Linked DNA regions of Homo sapiens: region 1 is linked to region 2. The links are chromatin loops, found by intact Hi-C in ENCODE. Cell type or tissue: breast epithelium. All regions are shown on one strand. Each heading gives the region's core, and the rest is flanking DNA. Links, peaks and the distances in the headings are about the cores only.

Region 1 (14,683 bases), core at 7,278-11,277, 320 kb before region 2:
CTGGGGTGGCACTTCCATCTGTGGCTGGGGTGGCACTACGGTCTGCGGGGGCCACATTATCACTCTTTGCAGCACGAGCAGCATCACCCTCAGGGGCTGAGGTAGCTCCACTCGCAGCTGCAGCTGTGGCCCCACCTGCAGCCCCGGGGGTGGCAGTGTCTGTGGCTGAGGCCGACTGGGCTGCAGCCGTGCTGGACTGCTCTGGTGCCCGGAGCCGTTTCATGAGGGTGGTCACTCGGACAGCCTTCTGAAAGGAGCACAGTGGAGAAAGGCTAAGGGTGAGGCTTGCTGGATCCATTGCTTGGCAGTGACCAAACCAAACTCCTTCCATAGTACCCCCGGCCACCTCCATCCACCCCAGGGCCAAGTACTCAGCTGCTCAGCACTCCTACTTAAGGTAATCACAGTGGCTACACCCACACCTGATGGCCTGAGAAAAGCTTGTGTGTGGCTGCAGGGGTGTGATGCAGGCAAGAAACTGAGTGCCAGAAGCAATACTTGGGATAGAGCCAAGAAGGGAGTTATCCAAGCCTTACCTTCCACTTGGCCCTGGCAAAGTTCTTTTCAATCTGGGCACAGACACCATCCTTGATGTTCTTATCAGAAGCAGCATTGCCAGAAATCCTGGAAAGGGTGCAAGTGTGTCTGGATCTGAGAGAATGAGCCTTTGTGGAGACTCTGCTCAGCCCTTCTATGTGGCATCCAGGGACTACCAGGCAGAGCCTCTGGGCTGCCCTGAGCTCTAGGTACCTGCACCCCTTCCAGGCCTCAAAGATGGGGCTGCTGGGTGTGAGGGGGACCCTGGCCTCTCCCACCCTCCCCTGGACCCTGCTCACCACTCATGGGAGATGGCCTCTTCTGCAGTGATCCGCTGGTCTTGCTCCACCTCCATCAGCCTTGTGACCAGGTCTTTGGCTGTGGACAAAACCAAGAAGGGGATAGTCATGGGCACCCCATCTCAATGTCTAGAGGTGATAAATGGGCTGGGGGACAGAAGCAGAATACCACAGAGGAAGATGAGAGCAGGACACCCTCCCCACTCCCTTGCGTTCTACCAAGTGCTGGGCAGGCACCTCCTCACCTGCCTGCGAAATATCATCCCAATATGGAGAGTCAAACTCATAGTCACCAGCCAGGATCTTGCGGAAGAGATTCTTATCATGGTTCTCATAATCATCTTCTTCCACCTCCTCATAGAAAGGTGGATTGCCTGAAAGCCTGCATGGGGGAAGGGTCACACAGAAAGGCCACAGACACATGCCCCCACCCCATCTGACTGCAAGCCTGCTTGTCCATCTGTCCACTCACAGGATGTACATGATGACTCCAATGGCCCAGCAGTCCACAGGGCGTCCATACCGCTGCCGGCCTACCACCTCTGGGGCTACAAACACAGCGCCCATCTGCTGGTCAGTATCAGGCCTAGCCAGGTCCAGTACCATCCACACCAGCTTCCTGAGATGAGCACATTTTCCCCCTGCCCAGAGCAGCTCCCTGAAGGCTGCCCCCCATTATCCCCCTGCCCCTGCCCCACCCCCTGCTTGCCCAGATACTCGGGGGTCCCACAGGGCTCCTTGATGAGGCCATTTTCTAGCTTAGCCAGATGGAAGTCACTGATGACAATCTTCGAGTTCTTCAGCCGGTTGTAGTAAACCAGGTTCTCCAGCTGTGGTGTGAGAATAGCATGTGGGTGAGCAGAAGACACCATGAGGACCTTGGAGGCTAGACCAAGGCCCTGAGGTGCTGCCCACCCCAGCACCAGCCCAGCTGCCAACTGGCCCTTTGACTCTGGCTCTGCCCTCACCTTGAGATTCCTGTGCACGATCTTGAGTGAGTGCAAATAGGCCACGGCCTCCAGGACTTGCCGTACCACGTTGCTTGTGTCTCGCTCCGAGTAGTAGCCCTGGTCCAGGATCCAGTCAAACACCTCCCTCCCCGTGGCCCTGAGGGACACCAGCCCCTGAGCCTGGCGTGGGCAGAATCAGGGGTAGGGCAGGAGCACTTGGGTGAGCTGCCTACGCCAGGCAGCTGGCTGAGCAAGGCACAGGGACCTGGGACGCCAAGGGTCCAGAAAGGGGGTTTCCTTAGCTGCAGAGGGTGGGACAGGTGAAAGCCCTGGGCGCTGGGGAATCTTGGGTCCCCAGACCCACACTCACAGCTCCAGGAAGATAAAGTACTCCTTGCGGGTCACAAACACATCCACCAGCTGTAGGATGTTGGGATGCTTCACCCTGGCGACAGGGAGGGGAGCCAGTAGTTAGGGCTGGATGAACCCCTGGGAGAGGCTGTGGTCACCACAGTGGCCACAGCAGACTAATTGGCCAGAGGCTGGGACTGCCTGAGGCCACTTGCCCTCTAAGCCCTTCCCTGCTGCCTCCCACCCCGCCCCAATCCCAGGCCTCAAACTCACATCTTGAGGATGCCTATCTCGTTCTTGGCAGCTTTCCGCACCTTGCGGCCGTCCCGCTTCTGGAACTTCTTGCAGGTGTGCAGCTTGCCTGTCGTCTTGTCCTTGGCCCGGAAGATTTCACAAAACTCCTCACTGCAGCCGACAGGCACCCACTCAGGCCTGGCCTTAGCATCAGCTGCACTCCACTGCCACTTCCCTAGCCCCTGCTCACCAGCCCACCCAGCCTTGCCTGACAGGCCCGGCACTCACGTCTTGATGACCTGTCCCAAATCATATCTGTCAGTCACCTCCGATGGCTGGTTATAGTTCTTCTTGTCGCCCAGAGTCACACACCCAAACGGCATTGCCAGGCTCTAACCTGCGGGCACAATGGGGTCTGGCTTAGCTGTACTACTCTCCACTTCCCCACAACATAGGGGCTGCTTTTGGGAGACCCCAACCTGGCTCAGGCCAAGCTAGGGGCAGAGACCATACCAGGAGGGGCTAGAGGATAGGCAGGCTTAGATCCTACCCCTGCTTTTCTGGCTAGACATCCAGCTACTCAGCTTGGCTGCCTGAAGTGCAACAGCCTACATATGAAAAAATGTATTAAGCTGATATATAAGGGAATAGTTTTGTATTCTATACATTCAAAAAAAAGGCTTATCAAACAGTTTATTTAAATTTCAGCTATTTTACAGATGAAGGGGGCTATAACCACCCACCCACCTGCTAGTCATCTCTGAAGGTCTAGAGCTAACAAGTGTTAGTGGATATATGAAGAACGTGAGCACTGCTAGGAGAGGGCAAACTCCCCTTTGTAAAGCAGTTTGGTAAAACCACTAAAGTCAAACAAACATACCCTATGAACCAGCAATTGCACTCCTAAATACGTGCCTACAGAAGTGCACATATTCGTGCATCAGGACAGTCATACAATGCTCATAGTAGCCATATACATAATCGCCAAAAATTGAAAACAGACCAAATACCACCACCAACAGGATGTATTGTGGTAGAGTCACACAATGGAATATTATATAGCAATGGAAACAAAGGAGCTACAGCTATACCCAACCACCTGGTGACTCTTACACAGTGTTAAGTGCAAAAAGACACAAAAGAATACATATAGTATGAGTCTATTGATAGAGTTCAAACAGGCAGAACAAACCCGTAAGGGGGATACAAACACAGCAGTAGAGCTATAAAGAAAAGCTAGGAAATAAGCAGAGTCAGATAATGGTCCCTTCTAAGAGAAAAGGAGGGGTTATGATTGATTCAGGACACATGGGGGGATTCTGGAAGACCTATTTCTTTTCTTTTCTTTTCTTTCTTTCTTTCTTTTTTTAGAGACAAGTCTCACTATGTTGCCCAGGCTGGAGTGCAGTGGCTATTCATGGGCACAAGCCCACTACTGATCAGCACAGGAGTTTTGACCTGCTTCGTCTCTGACCTTGGTTGCTTCACCCCTCCTTTAGGCAACCTGATGAGCTCTAGCTCCCAGGAAGTCACCATACTAATGCCAAACTTAGTGTAGACACCCAACTGGCATAGCGCACTGCAGCCCAGAGCTCCTGAACTCAAACGATCCTCCCACCGCAGCTGGGATTACAGGCACCCGCACCATGCCCAGCTGTTCTGTCACCCAGGCTGGAATGCAGTGGCACCCAGGCTGGAATGCAGTGGAATGATCACAGCTCATTCCAGCCTCAACCTCCTGGGCTCAAGCGATCCTCCCACCTCAGCCTCCTGAGTAGCTAGGACTGGACCATAGGTGCACACCACCACAACTGGCTAATTTTTAAAAATTTTTTTGTAGATACAGGATTTCATTACGTTGCCCAGGCTGTTCTTGAACTCCTGGGCTCAAGTGATCCTCCCACCTCAGCTTCCCAAAGTGCTGGGATTACAGGCATGAGCCACCATACCTGGCTTGGGTAAATTTTTTAAAGTTTACATACTGATGTACCCTCACAAACTCTTTTCTGGAAGAATACTGAAGGAAATAAGAGTTCTCTCCTGGGCAAAGAATTGGATGTCAAAAAGGCAGACATATCTTTTGTTTACTAATTTTCTGTGCGAATTTTTACTATTTTACTATAATGACTTCGATGAATTTAGTAAATACTGCACTCAGGCACAGTGCTTGGGGGATTCCTCAGAGGGATAATCTGGGTGGAGAGGCAAGGTAAAGCTTTGGAGGCAGCATTAGGACTCAGTAGGAAAAGATTTGCCAGGAGGTATGCAGGTGTACTGGTCAGGAAGAGCAAAACAAGCCTGATCCTGGTCCCAGCTTTCGGCTCTGCATATGCATTCATGCCCACTGGGGCCCACAGGGGACCTGGGCTGTCAGGTCCAGGTGCAAGGCCCCCAAACAGAACAGATATAGCTGGCTCAGTGAGCGCTAGGCACTCTTTCCACCTGGGGCACGGTGTCCCACAGGTCTGCAATCCTGCCAATTACAGCCCAATCCTCATCTGTAGTGCTAGGGGGGCTGACTCCAGTGTCCAAAGGAAAAGGCACTCATAGCCCATGCTCAAAGCTGGGGGTGGGGGGTTACTGACTAGACCTTCACAGATCTGACGCCAGGGTGTGCCTCCATAATACCCGGTCAGTGTGACACTGGGGCTACAGCAAGCTCTGCACTGAGGCTGCGCTGAAATTGCTCTGCCTCTGCTGACTGTGCATGTTTTCCCTCCATGCCAATTAGCACTTGCTGTGTGCAGGGCCTGAGCTAGGGCCTGGGGGTACCTAGATGCTCCCCGACCTGAAGGCACTCACAGCCTCAAGGTAGTGGAGAAGGGAGGAGGCAAAGGAGGCAGCTTGGCAAGATGAACTCTGCCAGCCAAAGTCAAAGACCAGGACCCAAACGAGCCCCATAGCCAACCCTGGCTGCTACTTGCTTCCTCCCAGGCAGAAGCCAGCCACCAGGCTGTGATTCCCAGGAGTCACAGCCCTGGAAATTCTCCCTCAGATTTGCCTTCAGCATTAGGGAACAAACTCTATCATTCCTTCATCTGGGTTGCTTGGGCTCAGGGAATACAAATGCATTTCATCAGCATTATTCCAGACAGGGTTTAAGCCATCTTGCGAGGCACAGCAGAGACAAAGGAGAGGCTTTGAAGATCGTCACTGACTGCATGTCTGCCACCATGGGCACAACCCTGCACTCCTCCACTGGGGAGAAGCATGTGGCCAGAATCCCATCCTCACAGCTGAGAGCAGAGGCATAGCCAGTTACCATTGCCGGCTACACATTTTCACACCATAACAGCTGCAGGAGGGGGCCTGCAACAGTCATCTCAGTCTGAGGGCCGTGTACTGGGCAGGAGGATGGTACCTTAGCCTGCAGTCTCCCAAGAAGGCTGGGAGGGACCTGTGCCCTGGCTCTGTTGCTTTGCTTACACCATTCCCTCTGGCAAGAGTGCCCTTCCCCCAAAAGCCTCCCGTCAGATTCCTATTTGTCACGGCAGAGTTATTTATAACATTAAAAAAAATTCAGCAACTACCTAAATGTCCAACAACAGGTGACTCGCCAGCTCAACTGTGTCCACTCAATGGTAGGAAGTGTGGGCACTGGCAAGAGCTCTGCCCACCTTGGCTTTCCTGTGGAGCAGCTGCCACATGAGCGAGGTGCTGAGAGCAGAACTGAATCTCTTCTTTCATTGTGATTTCTGACATTATAAGGTGGTTTGTGCAACACATTGTCCAAAACAATCCTGATGCTCGAAGGCCAGACTCAAAATGGCCCTTTTCTGAGATACCTTCCACAACCTCCATGCCCCACCCCCCACCCCACTCCAACAGCTCCCAGCTTTGCCAGTGTGGCGTGGGTGGGAGGTTTTGTGCATGCCTGTCCTTGATCCTGGCCCCAGCTTTCGGCTCTGCATATGCATTCGTGCCCACTGAGGTCCAGGGCTGGTCATGGGGGTCTGTCCCATGAAAGGCACAGAAAACTGGGCCTCCACCCCGTAATGTCAGCCTGGAGCCATGTCCTGAAGCCTCAAGGCTGAGATGGGAACAGATCTGTCTCCCCTGCCCCCTACTATGGCTGCCCAAATTTCAGCCAGTCACTCCTCCTCCTCCTCCTCCTCACCAGTCTAAGTATACTGGCTTGGGGCCCTGGACTTGGCCCCAGGGCAAAGAGAGGAGAAAGAGGGGCCTGGCTTTCAATTAGCACCTTGGTTCCCTCTGCCCACACCCACTCCACCATCTGCTATCCACTGTTGCTCCCTGGGAGGTTTCGGGTGTGTGCACCAAGCCCTGGGCACCTGCTTGCAACAAAGGAGACCTGGGAGGAACAGCCAAGGGACAGCTCTCAGAAAGAGAGGAGGCCAAGTGGAAGGGGTTTGTATTTTTCACCCCCATGGCCCAGACCCAACACCCAACAATGGAGAGCTCTCCTCTCAGCAACACAGGATCTGAGCTCTTCCTCAGGTACACTTAGGCCATGGAAGGGCATGGGAGCTCCACAACAGCCATTTCCCTGGAGACATGGCTCCCTCCACTCTCTGCAGAGGAACTGAACAGTATGCACTACCGGCTGCCCAGAGGGAGCTTGTGGGGAGTGCAGGCCCTGGTGCGGCCATTGCCCTCCAGCTGGCTCTCATGGAGCCTGAGAGCCAAGCACTCCCCAGTTATGGCCTGCTCCCAGGGCCTGACCACTGGACTCAGGGAATTGAGCCTCCAGCAATCCTGAGGGGTCCTCTGTTGGTGCCCTGGTGATAAATGGTCCCCCAGGGACTCTGCTGCATCTTTAGGTAAGTCTGGCCCAGGGAAAGCCCAAACGGGACAAAGGCCAAGAGGTCCGGAGGCCCCACATTGGGGTCCTGTCCCCTCCTCCGCTGAGATCATCCTGGTTCAGGCCCTACCTTTCATAGACATAAACAGAGTTTCCTGCTACCTTGGTCCCCTGCCACGTGGGGCTCCAGAGCTTGCAGTAAATCTAGGGAGGCCAGGAGGGGCCCAAGAGGCCTCCAGCTGCCTCCCAACAACTGTAGGCAACACCTCCTAATTTAGTGGCAGCTGTGAACACCAGCCTGCAGGCACCCCCTCCTCTCTGCTGCTCTACTCTCTCAAGGGCTGGGGCTGGGTTTCCTGCTGCAATGAACATGCTGAAGCCCAAGCCCTGCTTAACTCACAGCTGAGGTGTCACCCACAGGACCAGGGGAGCTGAAGACCTCCCTCAAGGTCTGTTAAGAACAAGGGCCAAGCTTCTAGACCACCATCCAATTGCTTCAGGGGACCGGTCAAGGGGCTGCCCTGACTGAGCCTCCGGCTCGAGCTAAATCATGGTAGAAGTTCCTACAGCTGAATTTTGCCCATCTAATGAGGGAGTATTGTGGGGAGGTCTCTCCAGTTTTGGGGGTGGGCATGCAGTCCAGTGCTACATCCCGAAAGTTTAGCTGTCAACATGCAGGCAAAGCCAAAGGCCAGCTGTCTCCTCCCAAGCACTTGGGGTCCAAATCTCTGAACCCCTGAAGGAGAATCCACTGGAGGCTCTGCTTCCCTGTGGGTGGAGGAGGGGAAATGCAGAGGAAGGCACTAGAGTAAAGGGTTGCTATGGTGATGGAAGTTTTAAAACAAGGGGAGGGGGAGGGGAGATGTGTTGGTCAGGTCCCTTCTTCAAGAATTTCCTGAGACCTTAGCCTGGCTGCTTCTTCAAGGTTCTGTGACCCAGGTCCCCATCAAGAAAGGGGAGGTGGGGAGATGGAGAGAATTTAGAAAAAAGAGAATGGGGCAGAGACACAGACAAAGACAGAACCTGTGATGGAAGAGGAGCAAGGAGATGACAAAGTAAAAGGGACACAGGCACAAAGGGCAGGAAAGGGGAGGTGGACGGGAGTTCTGAAGGGGGCGGATGGGTGCCCAGCAGAGCCCTAAGGCCTCCATGGCGATGTGCTCTAAATCCCTGGGCCAGGAGCTATCCATGGTACTGGGACCTTCGAGACTGCACCCTCCTGTATCCCCCAAACATACACTGAACTTGGTGTAGGAGGCACAGCCAAAAGGAGGCCAGCTCCTTGGAGCATGTTGGTGGGGAAGAGGCCAGCTGCTGCAGCCCCCCAGTCAGGACAGTTCCCAGCCCGTCTCTCTGCCATCACGGCAGCTTAGGTAAAGCAGGTCCAACATGTTGAAGGCAGACGCATAGGGGTATGGAAATGAGGCTCGGATGCCTGGCTGCTTCCCTTTATAGTCCCTCTTCTCAGTTGGCCCAGCTGTACTTAGACCCTCCCAGCCAACCCCTCCCCCATCTGCTATCCTTTCCAGGCTTTGGGTCCCCAGAGCCCCTCTTACAGCTCTGCTTAATCCCCTCTCACCAACCCCCAACAGCAGATCCTGCCATGAGTGCCAGAAACGGCACCACAAGCAACCCAGAAACAGGATAACCACACAGCCCTTCACCTCCCCATGCCTCAGTTTCCCCTAATGGAAACCATGGAATCTGGCCTTCTCCCAGGGCAGAGGACTGCTTGCCTGCCTGTGAATGGTGGCCAGGGCATGGGGCTGGAGAGTAGGGCCATCAGAGATATGTGAACAGCCAGCCTAGGAGAGCACCTGAAGGGTCCACACCAAATATTAGAAAAGGGAGACCCTTGCCCCACCCTGGAAACCAACCTGACTCTGAGTGGAGACACCAGTTCCCCAGTTGAGGAAACTGAGGCTCAGAAGTCGCTGGAGCTGCCAGGAATCAACTCTGAGGGTGGGGGAGGGCACCAGGTCTCTAAAGGTAGTCCTGGGGGCTCAAAGCCTGGACTTGGGGGTAAGGGGAGTACAGCACAGGGACTGGACTACTGCAGACTCTGAGCTTTTAGTGTGGGACAGAGGGCCCTGATCCTTAGGAAGGAACCTGGTGGAGCAGGATCTGCCTGGGAGGTGCGGACAAAAGCAATTTGGCAGAGCTATGCGGGGAGGGGGCTGGGGCTCAAGAGCCCAGGGTCTCTGCCAAACAGTACAAGCTGGGGAAGGCAGAAGCTCATGCTGTCACTATCCCAGCCACCTCCAGCCAGGGGCCCTGCTCCCCACCGTGCTGCCACCCTGACCCCTTTCCCAAGTGCTGCTGGCTCGCCCCCGCTGGCACAGCAACACACATGCGGAAAGCACACGTGTGAGCACCAAGCCCCGCACCTCCCAGCAGGAACATGTGCGCCCCCACCCCCACCGTGCACGTGGGTCCATGCACTGGACCCCCAGCTGGCACCCAGGTGAAGGCTTGGAAGCTGAATTTTGGCTGGGGGGCTGCTGGTCCCCAGGGGCTTGGAGCTTCCTCCCCCACCCCGCGGCAGCCCCGCCCAGCCCCCTCCGGGTTGTCGCCCATAAAGAACTCTCCGTTGTCATGGAAATTAGTGACTGCTAAGCGGGAGGGAAGGGGCCCGGGGACAGTTGGGAGGGGCTGGAGGCGGCTCTGGGAACGGGGAGGGACGGCTCAGCTCTCGGCCCCTATCCTCACGGGGGACCACGAATCTTCGAGGGTTAATCTTTTCACAATTCCGAGCCGCAGAAGCTTCCCCCCAGAACCCCCAAGCCGTCCGAGGTAATGGGGAACTTTAGCCCGACCCCGCACTCCCTCCCCCAAATCTGCAAAGCCCGCGCGCTCTGACCCCGCCAGGACCTCGAGCCCTCGCTGCGCCCCCGCGCACTCTGCATCCCGCACCTCGAGCCAGGGAAACAATCCCCCAAGGCCCCACAACCTGCGTTCGGGAAGCGCCCCCAGCCCGGCCCGCCCCGCACCTGCAGCGCCGGTTGGTCACAGGGAGGAAGTGATCGCGGGCTCAGCGGGGCGCCGAGGGCTCCGGGGACGGCGGGCAGAATCCGCTCCGAGCACGCGGGGCAGACGCGGCGCCAGATGCAGCCGCTTCGGCTAGCGAACCTCCAGCATCGCCAGCCGCTTGCCGGCACCGGATTCGCACCCCGGGCCGGGGGCGGGCTGGGGGCGGGGCCTCCCAACCGGCCCCGCCCCGACCCTGGCGGAGCCTTAAGGGCAGAATCCCACTGGAGAGCAGGAGCGCGCGGGATGGCAGCGGTGCTGGTGAGCACTGGCCTGCTTAGCCCTGGCCAAGGTTCTCAATGGCTCCCTTAGGCCCTCAGCCTGGGGCCGGAGGAGGCCTCCTATGCCCAATGTAAGGGGTGGTGAGTGGAGAGTTGGGGGAAAGCCTGAGTCCTGGAGCTGCATAGGATCGCTTGCCAGTCATTAGTCTCTAGGGAACGGGGCTTTGCCCAGCTCCCCGAACCCGACCCAAAAGGCAGGACCAACTTAGAAAAACCAGATGGGCAGTCGGGCTAGGGCAGGCTCCCCTAGCTAGGAGCAGTAAACACACAGAGGTGTGTGTTTGCAGGTAGTCAGTGTGGCATCCCCTAGCATCCCCTAGCTACGCATCCCCTAGCTAGGAGCAGTAAACACACAGAGGTGTGTGTTTGCAGGTAGTCAGTGTGAAAACAGTGAGGGCCCTAGACTGTAGTAGCAAAGTCTCCTATCCCACCCCATCCCCAACTCCTGCAAGGCCAGAGTCTTTCCCAAACATAAGTACCAGCAAGGGTGGCAGCACAGTCAGCCCCTTCCTGTGTGGCACCAAATTTCCCAAACTATAAAAGTCACCTGTGACATGGTGTGGCCTCTGCTTTCTTTTCAGTCTAATCACTGTCAAACACTTCATGAGTTGTATCACTCTAGTGGCCTGGCCTGGGATATGGGGACACAGGAGAACTGTGGCACCAAGGTATCCCACCTGGCCTGGGTGCTAATCAGAGGGAGGAGGCTCAGAACCACCAGGAGGAAGCTTTAAAGGAAGTCCTTGGCCATTTCTCTGTCCCTTGTCAGTGAGGCTCACGGACCCAAAGCCTGACCCACACCCCTCACAAGCCCTGAGGACCATCCTAAGGCCAGTATCTGAAGACCAGACTCAGGCCTCTCAGTGTCTGGAGCTGGGTTTTATCCCACCTCACTCCTCCCAGTGAGCCTCCTGACCCTGCTGTGGGAGAGGGAGTTGGGGTCATCCCCAAACCCTCAGCCATCTTGAGGCTGCCCTGGCCACCCATGGCTGATGACAGGAGGGACTGTCCAAGTCCAGAAGCTGGGGCTGGGGCTCAGACTGAAGGCTAGCTTAGGAAATGACCGCCTCAAACAAGGTTCCTCAAAATTTTCCTCCAGAGGGGGTACTGAGCCCTTCACCTTCCTCCCTGGCTTGGTGTTACCTCCTCTAGGCCAGGCTGGTGCCACTTCTGGGGTCCCTGGGCTCTGAGTGGTCTCGGGTTATGGGACCCACCCCACCACTGGGTAGGAATCTCCTGGCAGGCTGGGTATCTGCAAGGCAGAACCCGTTTCTCATCTCAGTATGCTCGGCTGATGTCTGCAGAATGAATGAATGGCCTGGCACTGAGTCCTTCCTGCCATCTGCCCACTATTCTTGAAACAATGGGTCTCTGAGTTTTATGGTGTAGCCAAGCTGTAGCTTGCTGACCCCACACATGCCACATACATGTTTTCTGTCTTTCCTGAGGGTCATGGCTATCCAGGCATGGGGGTCAATGAGAAGCTGGAATGGGGATTTTTAGGCAGGGGAAGGGGTGGCTCCTTAGCGCCCTGCCTGCTGCTGGCAGTACTCCACCTCTTCTTGGTCCTAAGCACGCTCTGTGCATGTGGGTGAGAGCACGTGGCAGGGTGTGTGTGCACACGTGTACGTGTTGTGTATGCTCTCTTTTGCCGAGGGAGATGCAACAGCACAGTGTATGCAGTGGTGCCCAGGGGCACGTGTGTCTGCATTCTTTGTGCACCCAGGCATGCTTGCTGGCACGTGTGTGTGGACGCTGTAGCTGGTCCCTGGAGTTATCAGTCCCCTTCCTGCCTGACACAAGTCTCAGGATTGTGGAGGCTGAATCAGGCTTTGAGAGCTGGACATGGGAAGGGGGCTGGACCATGTCCAGCAGTGGGCAGGGTCTGTGCTGACCCTACATCATTGGCTGTTTTCAGGCTCCCCACCAGAGCAGCCCCTTGATCTCTGGTGTATGTGAAGATAGACAAGTCTTTGCCATTTGTGGAGGGCAATCTGAAGACAAGAACCCAGGGCTAGGATTGAGCCATGGCTTATCCCTCAGCCCCTAGACAGGAAGGCACAGGCAGGGTAGGACCGGCTTCAATGTTTTGGCTTCAACCTCCAGCTGCCTTTCAGGCAGGAGATAGTAACATCAGCTGAATGCCATCCTCTTAGCTCTTCCAGGGCAGGGACGGGACCAATGCTGAGCTTTGTTCTTACTTCCACTATTCAAAGCCAGACGGGGTCAGGGGACATGATTTCTCACCACTCCACTGGCCAGAGTGATGGCAGGAGGCCCTTTAGCACAGACCAGAGTTTGGAACAAGAGCAGAGGCAATCCAGATTAGCATTGCCTAGTAGCCTTTATGAGGACCCTCCTAAGGAGGCCTGTACCCTGAAGACAGGGGCTGCCTGGGTTGGGAGGCTGAGGAGGAGAAGAGGGCCCAAGTTCGTAGTTCTGGCTCCCACCAAAGCTAGAAAGTCAGAGGGGCAGAATAAGGTGCGAGCCGCAGTATCCACAGAGCTTCATCCCCCAGCTCAGGTTGGGCCTCCTACCCAGGATCCAGGACTTATCTGTGCCCCCAACTCCCAGCTCTAGGGTGCCAAAGGCCGGCACTCCTATGCCCTTAGATTCTGGCTGGCTGATAGAAGCCCCTGCTAACCCAGCATAGCGCTCCAGCAAAGGTTCAGACTCTAGGAGGTACCTAGATTACCAGTGCAGCTCCCCAAGAAGCCTGAACTCTGACAGAACCCTCCCACCCCAGGCCCCCAGCCATCTTTGAAACTGCCTGACTGTTGTCCATGTTGCTTGGCTTCAGTCCCCAGAAGAGGGCCCACAATGGGGAAGGGCAAGCAGTCTTTTCCTCTGGAGCCAGGGGAGGGGGCTGCCCCCCGCCCCCCACCTTGTGACTCACTCCAGGCTGTGTGGGTTATTACATTATGTTTGAAATTGCCATGGCAACAAGCTGGCAATCAAGGGTAATTGCACTTGTCGTCAGGGCAACGGGGCAAAACCCACAGCAGCCACTGTCTGTGGTTGCCCTTGGGGTGCAGTAAAGGTCAGGCCAGATCAGAGCCAATGCCAGTCAAGGGGCTCCGGGGCTGTCTAGAAAGGGTAGGTTGCCAGGGCCCATGGAGTTCCAGAGTGCAGAGGCAGGGCATGCCTTTGGAGAGAGCCAGGGCCCCCATCCATGACCCCATGCCTGGACTCCTGCTTTTCCCACACCACCCTGTGGCTGAAACATGCCACGGTGCTTAAAGAAAGCAGAACCAGAACTTTTATATGCTCACAGCTGGTACTTATAGATAGCCCATGGGCCCTCTTCCTCATATTCCTGGCAGCTGAGCCACAGGCTCTGGAAAGAGCTCCGGGATGCCATGATGGAGCCCCCAAGCCAGGCAGCAACTGCACGGTGGGGAGACCCCAGCACAGTGGCACCAGGGCCCAGCTCCTGTCTCAGGCGCTCAGGGAAGCCACTCATGAGGGTGCTGCCACCGTCCAGTACCACATTGGCCAGTAGCTGCTCCTGCTGCTTGGCCTCCAACCGGCTGATGCTTAGGAGGGCCAGCTGTGGAAGGCCCAGCTGGTTGAGACCTATCAGATTGGGTTGGAAGAGGGCCTCAGGGCAGCAGAAGCGCTCAGGCCCCAGCGTGATAACCTGCTTGTCTGGAAGCACAAAGTCCACCTCGGCCTGCGCCTGGGTGTGGGCCCTCTCAGCTGCCACATCCATGGCCACGTAGCAGCAGGCCTCTTTCATCTGGTTGATCAGTCCTGCCTGGGGCAGTGAGTGGCCACTTCTCTGCAGCAGCTGGGCCAAGTAGTCAGTAAGGTCAGCACCAGCCACATCCAGCCGGTAGGTGTCAAGTGGGGCCAGATCCCCAGTGAGGATGGGTGCCACATAGGAAGTGCCATGGCCACTGCCCAGCACCAGCCCAGTGGTACGTCCATAAGCATAGAGCGCCAGCAGGGCCTGATGCACTGTCTGCATGGCTGGGACATGGAAATGCTCAAAGAGTATTTCAGCCACCTTTTCTCGGTTGGTGAGTGGTGAGATGGGCGAGTCGGCTACGAGCACAGACAGCTTCTCGGGCTGCACACCCAGCCTTCAATAGAACAGGTGCTGCCATAGCACCTCTAGTGCATCCCAGTCATAGACCACACCACGGTTCAGCACTGAATAGGATCCCACTTGGTTTTCAGGCACTGCATATCGTGGCTGGCCCTGGGCTGGGTGCTGCAGCAGCTGAACTCGTGAGGGTA
Region 2 (14,683 bases), core at 6,924-10,923:
CCCAGCTACTAGGGAGGCTGAGGCAGGAGAATCACTTGAACCTGGGAGGTGGAGGTTGCAGTGAGCTGAGATCGTGCCACTGCACTCCAGCCTGGGCAACAGAGTGAGACTCCATTTCAAAAAAAAAGAAAAGACTTGAAAATTGAAATTGATCTATGGGCTGCAGAATGGATGTTGTGTTAGCAGGCATGAAAACAACATTTGTCTCCTTGCACACCTCCATCAGAGCTCTGATGGAGACCAAGACCAATAAGCAGTAATATTTTGAAAGGAATCTTTTTTTCTGAGCAGTGGGTTTAAAATATTCAGAAAACCGGCCAGGCACAGTGGCTCATGCCTGTAATCCTAGGACTTTGGGAGGCTGAGGCGGGTGGATCACTTGAGGTCAGGAGTTCGAGACCAGGCTGGCCAACATGGGTGAAACTCTGTCTCTACTAAAAATACAAAAATTAGCCAGGTGTGGTGGTGTGCACCTGTAATCCCAGCTACTTGGGAGGCTAAGGCAGAAGAATAGCTTGAACCTGGGAGGTGGAAGTTGCAGTGAGCTGAGATCGCACCACTGCACTCCAGCCTGGGCAACTGAGCGAGACTCTGGCTCAAAAAAAAAAAAAATCGGTAAACCATGCTGTAAGCAGATGTGCTGTCATTCAGGCTTTGTTGTTATTTATAGAGCTCAGGCAGAGTAGATTTTGCAAAATTCTTTTTCTTTTTTTTTTTTTTTTTTTTGAGATGGAGTCTCGCTCTGTCGCCCAGGCTGGAGTGCAGTGGTGTGATTTCAGCTCACTGCAAGTTCCGCCTCCCGGGTTCACGCCACTCTCCTGCCTCAGCCTCCTGAGTAGCTGGGACTACAGGCACCCGCCACCATACCCAGCTAATTTTTAGTAGAGACCGGGGTTTCACCGTGTTAGCCAGGATGGTCTCGATCTCCTGACCTCGTGATCCACCTGTCTTGGCCTCCCAAAGTGCTGGGATTACAGGCGTGAGCCACCACGCCCACCCCTATTTCACATAATTCTTAAGGGCCCTAGGGTTCTTGGAATGGTAAATGAGCACTGGCTTCAACTTAAAGTAACCAGCTGCATTAGCCCCTAATAAGAGAGTCTGACTGTCGTTCGAAGCTTTGAAGCCAGGAATTGATTTCTCCTTGATAGCCGTGAAAATCCTAGATGGCATGTTCTTCCACGAGAAGGCTGTTTCTTTCTTTCTTTTTTTTTTTTTTTGAGATGGAGTCTTGCCGTATTTCCCAGGCTGGAGTGCAGTGGCACCATCTTGGCTTACCACAACCCCTGCCTCCTGGGTTCAAGCGATTCTCCTGCCTCAGCCTCCCAAGTAGCTGGGATTACAGGCGCATGCCACCATGCCCGGCTAATTTTTGTATTATTAGTAGAGAAAGCGTCTCGCCATGTTGACCAGGCTGGTCTTGAACTCCTGACCTAAAGTGTTCCTCCCACCTCCGCCTCCCAAAATGCTGGGATAAGAGGTGTAAGCCACTGGCCCTGGCCAGAAGGCTGTTTTATCTGCATTGAAAATCGTGTTTAGTGTAGCTCCCTTCATCCATGATCTTATCTAAATCTTCTGGAAAACTTGCTGCAGCTTCTCCATCAGCACTTGCTACTTCACCTTGCATGTTTATGTTTTGGAGATGGCTGCTTTCCTTAAACCTCATGAACCAGCCTCCGCTGGTTTCAAACCTTTCTTCTCCAGCTTCCTCTCTTCTCTCAGCCTTCATAGAATTGAAGACAGTTAGGGCTTTGCTCTGGATTAGACTTTGGCTTAAAGGAATGTTGTGGCTGGTTTGATCTTCCACGTAAACCAGTAAAACTTTCACCATATCAGTGATAAGGCTGTTTCACTTTCTTATCATTTGTGTGTTTACTGGAATAGCCCTTCTAATTTCCTTCAAGAACTTTTCCTTTGCATTCACAACTTGGCTAACTAGTGCTAGCAGCCTAGTTTGGGACCTATCTCAGCTTTCAACATGCTTTCCGTACTAAGCTTAATCATTTCTAGCTTTTTTGTTTTTTTTTATTTGTTTGTTTATTTTTTGACAGAGTTACACTCTGTCCCCCAGGCTAGAGTGAAGTGGCATGATCTTGGCTCACTGCAACCTCCACCCCCCGACTCCCTGCTCCCCGGTTCAAGTGATTTTCCTGCCGCAGCCTCCCAAGTAGCTGGGATCATAGGCGCCCACCACCACCTCTGGCTAATTTTTATATTTTTAGTAGAAGTGGGTTATGCCATGTTGGCCAGGCTGGTCTCCTGACCTCAAGTGATCCCCTGCCTCAGCCTCCCAAAGTGCTAGGATTACAGGCATGAGCCACTGCACCTGGCCCATTTCTAGCTTTTGACTTAAAGTGAGAGATAATATGACTCTTCCTTTCACTTGAACACTTAGAGGCCATTGTGGGATTATTAATTGATCTAATTTTAATATTGCTGTGTCCCAGAGAATGGAGAGGCCCAAGAAGAGGGAGAGAGATGGGAGAATGGCCAGTAAGTGGAGCAGTCAGAACACACACAGCATTTATCGATTAAGTTCACTGTTTTATATGGGTGAGGTTCACGGTGCCCCGAAATAATTGCAATAGTAACATCAAAGATCACTGATCACAGATCACCATAACAGACAGTTTGAAATATTGCAAGAATCACCAAAATGTAGGCAAGGCGCGGTGGCTCATGCCTGTAATCCCAGCCCTTTGGGAGGCCGAGGCAGGTGGATCACCTGAGGTCAGGAGTTCGAGACCAGCCTGGCCAACATGGTGAAACCCCGTCTCTACTAAAAATACAAAAATTAGCCAGATGTAGTGGTGGGCACCTGTAGTCCCAGCTACTTGGGAGGCTGAGGCAAGAGAGTTGCTTGAGCCTGGGAGGTGGAGGTTGTAGTGAGCTGAGATGGTGCCACTGCACTCTAGCCTGGGTGACAGAGCAAGACTCCATCTCAAAAAAAAAAAAAAAGAAGAATTACCAAACTGTGACACAGACACAGAGACACAAAGTAAGCATATGCTGTTGAAAAAATGGTGCTAACAGACTTGCTTGACACAGGGTTGCCACAAACCTTCCTTCTGTAAAAAATGCAGTATTTGCAGTGCACAAAGCCCAGTAAACTGAGGTGTGCATATGCTTCCTAATTCTTTCACTACACTTTATTGTTAGCTATGCTCTTTTTTTGTTTTTTTGTGTTTTTTTTTTTTATTTTTGTTCCTGCTTTTTGAGACGGTTGTCTCACTGTGTCACCAGGCTGGAGTGCAGTGGTGCGATCTCGGCTCACTACAACTTCCGCCTCCCAGGTTTAAGGGATCTTCCTGCCTCAGCCTCCTGAGTAGCTGGGACTACATGCGTGCACCACCACGCTCAGCTAATTTTTTTGTATTTTTAGTAGAAACAGGGTTTCACCACATTGGCCAGGATGGTCTCGATCTCTTGACCTCATGATCTGCCAGCCTTGGCCTCCCAAAGTGCTGGGATTACAGGAGGCATAAGCCACCATGCCCGGCCTCTTTTTTTTTTTTTAAGATGGAGCCTTGCTCTGTTGCCCAGGCTGGAGTGCAGTGGCATGATCTCGCTCACTGCAACCTCCGCCTCCCTGGTTCAAGCAATTCTCCTGCCTCAGCCTCCCGTGTAGCTGGGATTACAGGCACCTGCCACCATGCCCAGAAAATTTCTGTATTTTAGTATAGGTAGGGTTTCACCATCTTGGCCAGGCTGGCTTCCAGCTCCTGCCCTCAAATGATCCACCCACCTGGGCCTCCCAAAGTGCTGGGATTATAGGCATGAGCCACTGCAGCTGGTCTATTAGCTATGCTCTTGAGGTGATTTACATTTGTTGTGTCTGTGGGGTAGAAATACTGTACAGTGGTGTTGGCAGCTCTTCCTGATTTTGCTTTCAGTGACCTCAGGTTGGTAGCTTGAAATTAGTTGTGGCAGGAGTATTCACACCACAGAAATGGGCTATTGCTACTAATCAGAGCTGATAGTTACTAATCCCAACCCTCCCAGAGCCAGTGGTGAAACACTGACCAGCACTCCACTGGAGATAGGATCATGCCCCAGGGAGCCTGAGCGGGGAGATAAGGCCCTGCCCTGGAAGTCATCTGAGCTGTGCCCTGGCCCTAGCAAACAGCAGCCCCCCAACTGACCCACTGGCCTACCCACAGATGAGGAGCTCTATGCTGGTGTGTACATCGATTTTATGGGCACTGATGCAGCCATCTTCCGCACACTTGGAAAGCAGACAGCCATGCGCACGGATCAGTACAACTCCCGGTGGCTGAACGGTAAGCGCAGCCCCAGGAGCCCTTCCGTGGCCATGTGTCTGGGATGCGGCAAGGAGGTCGTAAAGAAGCACATGTGGGGGAAGTGGGGACATGTTTAGCCTATGACTACCTGGGGCAGGGGTAGTTTCTTATCTGGAGAGGAGTTGGGGGTGTTCTTGCACCTGGCTGGGGATTCTGTTGGAGAACATCAGGGGCACCATCAGAGTAGGGGCTCACCCAGCTGACCCCTGCCACCTGCAGACCCGTCGTTCATCCATGCTGAGCTCATTCCTGACAGTGCGGAGCGCAATGATGATAAGCTTTACTTCTTCTTCCGTGAGCGGTCGGCAGAGGCGCCGCAGAGCCCCGCGGTGTACGCCCGCATCGGGCGCATTTGCCTGGTATGCATTGGCAGAGCCACCAGGCTGCCCCTTCCACCAGTTCTGGCTTCATCAGCCCTGCTCCAGCCAGGGCTTGGGGTCAAGAGCTGATCTGACCCGGCCTCTTGCCCCACCCCCCAGAACGATGACGGTGGTCACTGTTGCCTGGTCAACAAGTGGAGCACATTCCTGAAGGCGCGGCTCGTCTGCTCTGTCCCGGGCGAGGATGGCATTGAGACTCACTTTGATGAGCTCCGTGAGTGCCCAGCAGGCAGGCAGGGTGCTCTGGCTACAGCAAGAGGGATAGAGGCGGGATGGGCGATCAGGGTGCCTTTGGTGGGCCCCCTCCCCTGTGCAGGAGTGGGTGGGGCCCAGGGGCTCCCGCCCATGGCACCCTCCAACACCTTCTCCCTCTGTCCCCAGAGGACGTGTTTGTCCAGCAGACCCAGGACGTGAGGAACCCTGTCATTTACGCTGTCTTTACCTCCTCTGGGTGAGGCTGGGGTCAGGGCCAGCAGTGGCAGGGAGTGGCCCCGTTGGGGGATTGTAACTCGTGGAGAACCCCAGCCCGGTGGCGAGCTGTGGGGAGGGGGCAGTTTGGGGAGGGGCCCTAGGTGGAGGGTCTGTCCTGCTCAGCAGCGCCTGCCATGCCCACAGCTCCGTGTTCCGAGGCTCTGCCGTGTGTGTCTACTCCATGGCTGATATTCGCATGGTCTTCAACGGGCCCTTTGCCCACAAAGAGGGGCCCAACTACCAGTGGATGCCCTTCTCAGGGAAGATGCCCTACCCACGGCCGGGCACGGTAAGGACCCCACTCATCCTGCCTCTCCCCTTTCTCTTCTTCTAAGAGGCCTCTGGGTCAGGCTCTTTGCAACATGGGCCCCACCATCATGGCCCTCCCAGCCAGCGGAGGCGGTGAGCTGTAATGCACACACAGACGGGCCTTCACACACAGTGTCAAGCTGTGGAGGAGCCCAGATGGGATTCTGGGACAAAGATGGTGGGTTGGGCGTGGTCGGCTGCTCCTCAGAGGGTCCTCTGTGGGGCTGTTTGGGAGCTGAAGGTTGGGGGGAAGCGTCTTCCCTGCAGGTGCTGGAGGCAGGCTGGAGGTTGGCTCAGCTGAGGAACAGGAGGCAAAGAGCTGGGGAGGGGCAGGGCCAGGCCTCAGGCAGGGTCTCAGAGGTCACAGAGGCATGTCACTTTATCTTGATGTGACACCGGCTGATGTGGGAGCCTAAGCAGGAGAGCAGCGGATCTGGTCCAATGCAGTTCTGACTCCATGTAGTCAGGACTGGGCTGGAGAAGCTGGTCTCAGTGGGGGACAGGGGAAGCTTCCCTCCAGAGGTAACCTGGAGTCAGAAGGATGGGCCAGAGGTAAGCTGGCCATGACGGGGGGCAGGCTGAGCCCAGGTTCAGGGGACAGCTTCAGGAAGGAGGAGAGTGAGCCTGGTGTGTGACAAGGACGTCGGGGCCTGCAGTCCAGCTGTGCAGGAGGGAGACGGGTGAGACCCTAGGAACAACCAGAGAGGAAGGAGATGACAGGGGTGGGGAGGGGGACATGGAAGGGAGTGGTCCGCTTGGCCAAATGCTGCCACGAGGTCATGGCACCTGAGGCCAGGGAGGTGGCTGTGGCATTTGGCCACCTGGGACCTTGGCCAGAGCAGGACCTGTAGAGGTCAGGTGCAGGGCAGAAACTTGGAGAGCGGGTTTGGGGAGAGGAGCAGGTTGAGGTAGTGGGGACAGACAGTGCAGCGGCCTCTTCTGAAGCTAATGGCTCCAGCCTGCCCTGCCCAGGCAGCCTGGGACTGACACTCGCCACCTGTCCACAGTGCCCTGGTGGAACCTTCACGCCATCTATGAAGTCCACCAAGGATTATCCTGATGAGGTGATCAACTTCATGCGCAGCCACCCACTCATGTACCAGGCCGTGTACCCTCTGCAGCGGCGGCCCCTGGTAGTCCGCACAGGTGCTCCCTACCGCCTTACCACTATTGCCGTGGACCAGGTGGATGCAGCCGACGGGCGCTATGAGGTGCTTTTCCTGGGCACAGGTACCCACTGCTGCTCCCGGCCTCTCCCACGCTGGGCCCACCGGGTGCGGGGTGCAGATCCTTGGGGCTGGGGCTTGCCCTGCTAGGGCTTGCTGCAAGCTCATCAGAGTCACTTCTTCATCCTCATCCTTTGGTGCCTTCTCCCTATTGATGGGATAACAGAGGCTAGGGGTGAGAAAACCCCATTCCCACTTCCATCCCCAGGGGCCCAGGAGAACAGGGACACTGGGCATCTGGGGACTTATGTATGTATGGCAGGAAAGGGGTGGAGACAGATGGTAGGCACCTCCAGGATACAGAGGCCATACACATGCTCGTGTGTGCACACACATGCCACAGTGCACCCCCTACAGTTCCAGCAGCCCAAACACAGGAGAATGCATGCCCCAGTGTCCTGTTCTCAGCAGGGCCCAAAATCAGGGTCTGGGTTGGTGGGGGCAGACCATGGCCATGACCCCCTATGTCCTGGGCCAGTCCCCTTTGACCTGGGGAAACTCTTCCACCTTGGCACAAAGCTCCAGCTCCAATGCCCTAGGGGGGTTTGGGCCCTGGTGGGGGAAGGGGCTGAGGCTGGTACCCCTTCCCCAGCATCCCCAGCCCCACTGAGGCCCTGCCCGGCCCGTTCCAGACCGCGGGACAGTGCAGAAGGTCATTGTGCTGCCCAAGGATGACCAGGAGTTGGAGGAGCTCATGCTGGAGGAGGTGGAGGTCTTCAAGGTGGGTGTGACACCACCCAGTCCTGACCTCCCCACCTTTACCCTCCCCCCAGTCCCAGCCTCTGACCTGAGACCTCTAGGTCAGGGCAGGGAGGGGGTCCCTGGCATCCCAAGCTGATCTTTATCTTTTTCTAGGATCCAGCACCCGTCAAGACCATGACCATCTCTTCTAAGAGGGTAAGCCTTTGGCGAGGTGAGCCAAGGTTGGGGACAGGGCCTGCATCCCCTCAGGGTCATGCCCTTGGCACAGGGATGGGTAAACTGAGGCATGGAACAGGGGAGAGGAGCCCAGCCTAGCTGGCTGTTGGTGGGGCTGGCTATGGGACAGGAACTGACAAGGCCCTACCCTTTGCCCCAGCAACAACTCTACGTGGCGTCAGCCGTGGGTGTCACACACCTGAGCCTGCACCGCTGCCAGGCGTATGGGGCTGCCTGTGCTGACTGCTGCCTTGCCCGGGACCCTTACTGTGCCTGGGATGGCCAGGCCTGCTCCCGCTATACAGCATCCTCCAAGAGGTGTGGACCCCTAGACACCTAGAATTTTAGCAACCAGTCCCAGGGCCCTATCCTAGGGGATTGGGGGTGCATGTGATATTACCCGGGGTGCATGTGATATTACCCTAGGGGAGTCTTATGGGTAAGACATCACTGCCCTGGGGAAAAAGGGCCCTGCCCTGGAGTCAGGGAGATACAGGGACCTGGGGGGGCAAGCTTCCTGGGAGCACTCCTTCAGGGGCTATCCTCATCCAGGCGGAGCCGCCGGCAGGACGTCCGGCACGGAAACCCCATCAGGCAGTGCCGTGGGTTCAACTCCAATGGTGAGTATGCTGGGCCTCACTGTGGGGTGCTGCTCACACTGCAGAAGTCCACGCAGCCCACGAAGCTGCTCACAGGGCCCCCACTGTAAGGGTGCTCTGATGGCTAATGGAGGGTGGGGGCTAATGGAGATGGGATGTCCCTAGTTGCCCCATCAACACAGAGCACTACATTGGTGAGTGGGTGCCCCTCGGTGCCTGCCCCGAAGCAGTCAGCAGGCTGCCCGGAGGTGATGCTGCTTTTGCTCAACCCCTCTCACTCTAAAGCCAACAAGAATGCCGTGGAGTCTGTGCAGTATGGCGTGGCCGGCAGCGCAGCCTTCCTTGAGTGCCAGCCCCGCTCGCCCCAAGCCACTGTTAAGTGGCTGTTCCAGCGAGATCCTGGTGACCGGCGCCGAGAGGTGAGTTCCTGCGCCCGGTGCTGCACCGTGGATGTGAGTCCTTGCACAGTGGTGAAATGTAGTAGAGGAGTGATCTGGAGCAACTCTCATGCTGTGAAACCCCTTCCAAGCTCCCTTCCCTACATGCAAATCCTTTGAGTGAAAACAGTTACATGGAAACTCCCTGGGATTGGCCTCATTCTATGGAAAGTGTTTCTGGGTATGCCTGTTCACATGAAAATTCCATATGCATACCACATTGGGGGTGTACCTTCTACAAAAACATCATGTGAGTGAGCTCCAGTATGTGGAAATTCTATGGGGCCCTCATTTTATGAAAATGCCCTACAGGTGTCCCTGTTTATGTGGAAATTCTATGTGGTTATCCCAATTGGATATTCTCGTTAAATGGAAATTCTGGCTGGACGTGGTGGCTCACACCTGTAACCCCAACACTTTGGGAAGCCAAGACAGGCAAATTGCTTGAGGTCAGGGGTTCGAGACCAGCCTGGGCAACATGGTGAAACCCTCTCTCTACCAAAAATACAAAAATTAGCTGGGCATAGTCATGCATGTGGTCCCAGCTACTTGGGAGGCTAAGGTGGGAGGATGGCTTGAGCCTGGGAGGCAGAGGTTGCAGTAAACCGAGATCATTCAACTGCATTCTAGCCTAGGCGACAGAGCCAGACCTTGTCTCAAAAAAAAAAAAAAAAAAAAAAAAGGAATTCTGTGTGTGCTTCAAATTTTCCTCATTGTACAGAACCTCCTTATGGTCATCACTCCTGAAATGGAAATCTGTACAGATGCCTTATTCAAATATCTCTCATTATGTAGAAACTTCATGTGGTTTTTCTGGCATATGGAAATCCCACATGGGTGCCTCTACACGGAATGGCCACAAAGGTGGTCTGATCTGGTTGCTGGCTAGGGCCATAGGGTGGTCACAGAGCCTCTGAACCCCCTCTCCTTGCCCCTGCAGATTCGTGCAGAGGACCGCTTCCTGCGCACAGAGCAGGGCTTGTTGCTCCGTGCACTGCAGCTCAGCGATCGTGGCCTCTACTCCTGCACAGCCACTGAGAACAACTTTAAGCACGTCGTCACACGAGTGCAGCTGCATGTACTGGGCCGGGACGCCGTCCATGCTGCCCTCTTCCCACCACTGTCCATGAGCGCCCCGCCACCCCCAGGCGCAGGCCCCCCAACGCCTCCTTACCAGGAGTTAGCCCAGCTGCTGGCCCAGCCAGAAGTGGGCCTCATCCACCAGTACTGCCAGGGTTACTGGCGCCATGTGCCCCCCAGCCCCAGGGAGGCTCCAGGGGCACCCCGGTCTCCTGAGCCCCAGGACCAGAAAAAGCCCCGGAACCGCCGGCACCACCCTCCGGACACATGAGGCCAGCTGCCTGTGCCTGCCATGGGCCAGCCTAGCCCTTGTCCCTTTTAATATAAAAGATATATATATATATATATATATATAAAATATCTATATTCTATACACACCCTGCCCCTGCAAAGACAGTATTTATTGGTGGGTTGAATATAGCCTGCCTCAGTGGCAGCATCCTCCAAAACTTAGACCCATGCTGGTCAGAGACGGCAGAAAACAGAGCCTGCCTAACCAGGCCCAGCCAGTTGGTGGGGCCAGGCCAGGACCACACAGTCCCCAGACTCAGCTGGAAGTCTACCTGCTGGACAGCCTCCGCCAAGATCTACAGGACAAAGGGAGGGAGCAAGCCCTACTCGGATGGGGCACGGACTGTCCACCTTTTCTGATGTGTGTTGTCAGCCTGTGCTGTGGCATAGACATGGATGCGAGGACCACTTTGGAGACTGGGGTGGCCTCAAGAGCACACAGAGAAGGGAAGAAGGGGCCATCACAGGATGCCAGCCCCTGCCTGGGTTGGGGGCACTCAGCCACGACCAGCCCCTTCCTGGGTATTTATTCTCTATTTATTGGGGATAGGAGAAGAGGCATCCTGCCTGGGTGGGACAGCCTCTTCAGCCCCTTCTCCCCTCCCCGCCTGGCCAGGGCAGGGCCACCCCACTCTACCTCCTTAGCTTTCCCTGTGCCACTTTGACTCAGAGGCTGGGAGCATAGCAGAGGGGCCAGGCCCAGGCAGAGCTGACGGGAGGCCCCAGCTCTGAGGGGAGGGGGTCCGTGGTAGAGGCCTGGGGCCGGTAGAGGCTCCCCAGGGCTCCCTTATGTCCACCACTTCAGGGGATGGGTGTGGATGTAATTAGCTCTGGGGGGCAGTTGGGTAGATGGGTGGGGGCTCCTGGTGGCCTTCTGCTGCCCAGGCCACAGCCGCCTTTGGGTTCCATCTTGCTAATAAACACTGGCTCTGGGACTAGACTTTGGCTTCTCTCCTTGGTCAGGGGATTTAGAGCCACACGTGGTGGGCCTGGGGAGCCAGGTGGGGGGCTGGGAAGGGAGTAGATTGGCTCCATTTAAAGAAACCCAACATGTAGAAACCACATTTAGTTTGACAAACCTGGGCTGCTGCACCACCCCAAACACTTGGGTAGTGCGAAGGGCTGTAGAGACCCCTCAGGGCCCACTCACTCCTCAGGGTCAGGGAGGGTGGGTGGAGCCTGAAGGCTGAAAGTGGCAGAAATGCAACGGCCTCACTCCTGGACAGATCCCCATCATCCAACAGGGTGGGTGTAGAAGCTGCCAGCCTGTGGTAGGAGCCAGCATTCACTTCCCACGCATACTATTTAGAGACAGCCGTTAGTGCTCAGTGTCTGGTGCCCCGGCACCCCCTTGTGGTCTCTTGAGTCTGTGGCAGAGTTGAGTGCTGAAAGGCAGCCAGGTTCCAGGGAAGAGTCCAGCCAGGAGGCTCAGGGTGCCTGGAGGAGCCTTTGAGAGCCCAAGATTTGGGTTTTCCTATGGAAGTTGAGGGTGGGAAGTCTCTAGAACCTGGGAGCTCAACCTGAACAATTTCTGCCCGGCAGTGAGCCCTGCACCTGAACAGAGCACCAGACCCCCTAAGCTGAGGCAGGCAGGCCCTGGAGATAATCTTAGGCAGGCCTCAGAGCACCCACAGCAGACAGAGCAGGAGCAGGATAGGTGAGCCCCATTCCTCCATACCCCAGGGAACACTACACCTGCTCTGGGATGCAATTTCTCCACCTGGCAACAGGCCTGCAAAACATTCTCTGGAAGAGCCTGGCCACTTCTGCAGATTAGAGACTTTGTTGCACCCAAATTCAAGTGTACATATAGGCACAGGCGCCTGCAAGCATGCATGCACACACACAGTCATACACAGGCAGAGATGGACATGCACAGGCACACATATGCTCAGGTACAAACAGGCATGTTTACACCCCTGCGTATAAGCAAGTGCACACATGCAAACCTACACAAACTGCAAAACACACAAGCCTATGTGTGCATGAAGAGAATACACAAAGCATATTCACACATGCATACACATGTGTATACATGTGCACACATACATAAGCATGCGCACAGGCACGTGATTCCTATAAGAGCACATGCACTCACAAAGGCATAAACATGCAGGCACACATGTACACACAGGTATTCATGCACAAATGTGTCAAGTTATTGCTCGCTTGGTGCCAGCAAAAGACACACCCATGGCCGGGCGAGGTGGCTCACACCTGAATCCCAGCACTTTGGGAGGCCGAGGTGGGTGGATCACAAGGTCAGGAGATCGAGACCATCCTGACCAACATGGTGAAACCCCGTCTCTACTAAAAATACACAAAAAATTAGCTGGGTATGGTGGCACATGCCCGTAATCCCAGCTACTTGGGAGGCTGAGGTGGGAGAAGCTTAAACCAGGGAGTTGAAGGTTGCAGTGAGCCAAGATCGTGTCACAGCACTCAAGCCTGGCAACAGAGTGAAACTCTGTCTCAAAAAAAAAAAAAAAAAAAAAAAAAAAAGGCCAGGCACGGTGGCTCATGCCTGTAATCCCAGCACTTTGGGAGGCCGAGGCGGGCAGATCACGAGGTCAGGAGACTGAGACCATCCTGGCTAACACGGTGAAACCCTGTCTTTACTAAAATACAAAAAAAGTAGCCCGACGTAGTGGCGGGCACCTGTTGTCCCAGCTACTCAGGAGGCTGAGGCAGGAGAATGGCGTGAACCTGGGAGGTGGAGCTTGCAGTGAGCTGAGATTGCGCCACTGCACTCCAGCCTGAGCAACAGAGCGAGACTCCATCTCAGAAAAAAAAAAAAAAAAGACACATACACCGAGGCACACAGAGCAGATATGCATGCCCACCACAGTCCGCTGGAAGCAGAGGACCTCCTTGGGGCAGCTCCAGCCTGTGATATGGGATGAATGCAATGCCCACTGTTTCCCTCTCTCTGGATTCCCTGCAGGTCATAAAATCCCAGTCCAGAGTCACCAGCCCTTCTTAACCACTTCCTACTGTGTGACCCTTTCAGCCTTTACTTCCTCATCAGTAAAATGAGGCTGATGATATGGGCATCCATACTCCAGGGCCAGTGTGAGCTTACAACAAGATAAGGAGTGGTGCTGAGCCTGGTGCCGGGCAGGCAGCAGGCATGTTTCTCCCAATTATGCCCTCTCACTGCCAGCCCCACCTCCATTGTCCTCACCCCCAGGGCTCAAGGTTCTGCCTTCCCCTTTCTCAGCCCTGACCCTACTGAACATGTCTCCCCACTCCCAGGCAGTGCCAGGGCCTCTCCTGGAGGGTTGCGGGGACAGAAGGACAGCCGGAGTGCAGAGTCAGCGGTTGAGGGATTGGGGCTATGCCAGCCCGATTAGAAGGGTTGGGGGGGCTGAGCTGGATTCACCTGTCCTTGTCTCTGATTGGCTCTTGGACACCCCTAGCCCCCAAATCCCACTAAGCAGCCCCACCAGGGATTGCACAGGTCCGTAGAGAGCCAGTTGATTGCAGGTCCTCCTGGGGCCAGAAGGGTGCCTGGGAGGCCAGGTTCTGGGGATCCCCTCCATCCAGAAGAACCACCTGCTCACTCTGTCCCTTCGCCTGCTGCTGGGACCATGGGGGCTGGGGCCAGTGCTGAGGAGAAGCACTCCAGGGAGCTGGAAAAGAAGCTGAAAGAGGACGCTGAGAAGGATGCTCGAACCGTGAAGCTGCTGCTTCTGGGTAGGGGTGTGGGCCCAGGTGGGGCCACTGCCACCAGGTCATTGGTCTGGAGGCAGGCAGGCAGCCCTTCTGTGAAGCAAGGATTCCCTGGGAAGCAGTATGAGCCTGTGACAGAGTAGGGCACAGGGTGGGAGCCCTGGCCAAGCAAGGCCAGGCCTGACAGGTGGTGTCCTAGTCCCCCAGGGCTGGACATCCCACAAAGCCCCTCTCCAGACGGCTCTGCCTCAGGTGACCCACCCTCCCCAGAAGTGCGTGCCAACCACACTCTTGCACGGGTGTGTGATGCCGACTTTTCCGTGGCTGGGTTCCCGCAAGCTTCATGCAGCCTTTGGTTTGATACGCCTGCTAGGCAATGCTCAGAAGCCAGGAGCCTCACTGGGAGCCCGTTATTGGGCTGCTACTTTGGGAAGGGGATGGCCATAGTCCTCCTGGGAGTGGGGAGCCTCTAGGACCACCCAGATCCACAACGAATGGCCCTCAGGTGCCAGAGGGCTGTGGCTGATAGACCTACAAAGCAGCCAGAGGGGCTGGCGGGTACTGAGGCCCAGTGGGAGTAGATAAAGCCGCGTCCACTGGACCATGGGCACTGAGGAGAGATGGGGCTGATCCAGGCCTGCCTCAAGGTCACTGCCTGACCTCTCAAGGGGAAAAAGCAGCTTCAAGAGGGGCTCCACCCAAGCTCCCCAGGGTCTGGTCAACCAGCTGGAGGTGGGTGAGGGACCAAGCCAGTCCCACTTTCCCCCAAGGCAGAGAGGCTAAGCCGGAAATCTCATTAACTGTGCCCAACGCCCTCGCAGGGGCAAGCTCAGAAAGGATGTCAACTCTGCCCTCCCTCCTACCCAAAAGAGCTAATTCCCTCTGAGCCTCCTGGAGACACCTGCACCCCTTCAGGTGAAATGCAAGGGGTTTACCCGCCTCAAATAACCCAGTGCTTGCGGTACCAGAGGCTCCCACGAGGTGGCGATGACGCTCCGG

The links. Peaks named below come from ENCODE experiments on the same cell type or tissue, not always from the same donor. Only the 100,000 strongest peaks of a DNase experiment are listed, where the experiment ranks them.
Region 1: a loop joins it to region 2, with 25 times the contacts of the local background. A loop is called at or near these places in 1 of 110 quality-filtered maps.

What each region holds. Positions count from the first base shown.
Region 1 is chr3:49,859,635-49,874,317 of GRCh38, forward strand. CAMKV (CaM kinase like vesicle associated) reads right to left here and starts at 10,272. Exons shown (of 11, transcript NM_024046.5): 1 at 10,124-10,272; 2 at 2,660-2,768; 3 at 2,411-2,542; 4 at 2,157-2,231; 5 at 1,805-1,943; 6 at 1,546-1,666; 7 at 1,309-1,384; 8 at 1,082-1,218; 9 at 837-915; 10 at 537-624; 11 at 1-247. The coding sequence starts at 2,754. It also overlaps the pseudogene RN7SL217P and the pseudogene ACTL11P. RefSeq lists enhancers at 8,092-9,024, 9,025-9,956. In breast epithelium, for the core only: no CTCF peak of the experiment used is centred there; no DNase peak of the experiment used is centred there; H3K4me3 peaks cover 1,269 bases; H3K27me3 peaks cover 2,225 bases.
Region 2 is chr3:50,178,124-50,192,806 of GRCh38, forward strand. SEMA3F (semaphorin 3F) reads left to right here. Exons shown (of 19, transcript NM_004186.5): 8 at 4,161-4,280; 9 at 4,521-4,660; 10 at 4,781-4,895; 11 at 5,063-5,132; 12 at 5,297-5,441; 13 at 6,469-6,691; 14 at 7,320-7,408; 15 at 7,543-7,584; 16 at 7,766-7,923; 17 at 8,158-8,225; 18 at 8,490-8,623; 19 at 9,582-10,952. The coding sequence ends at 9,992. GNAT1 (G protein subunit alpha transducin 1) reads left to right here and starts at 13,487. Exons shown (of 9, transcript NM_144499.3): 1 at 13,487-13,708. The coding sequence starts at 13,603. In breast epithelium, for the core only: no CTCF peak of the experiment used is centred there; no DNase peak of the experiment used is centred there.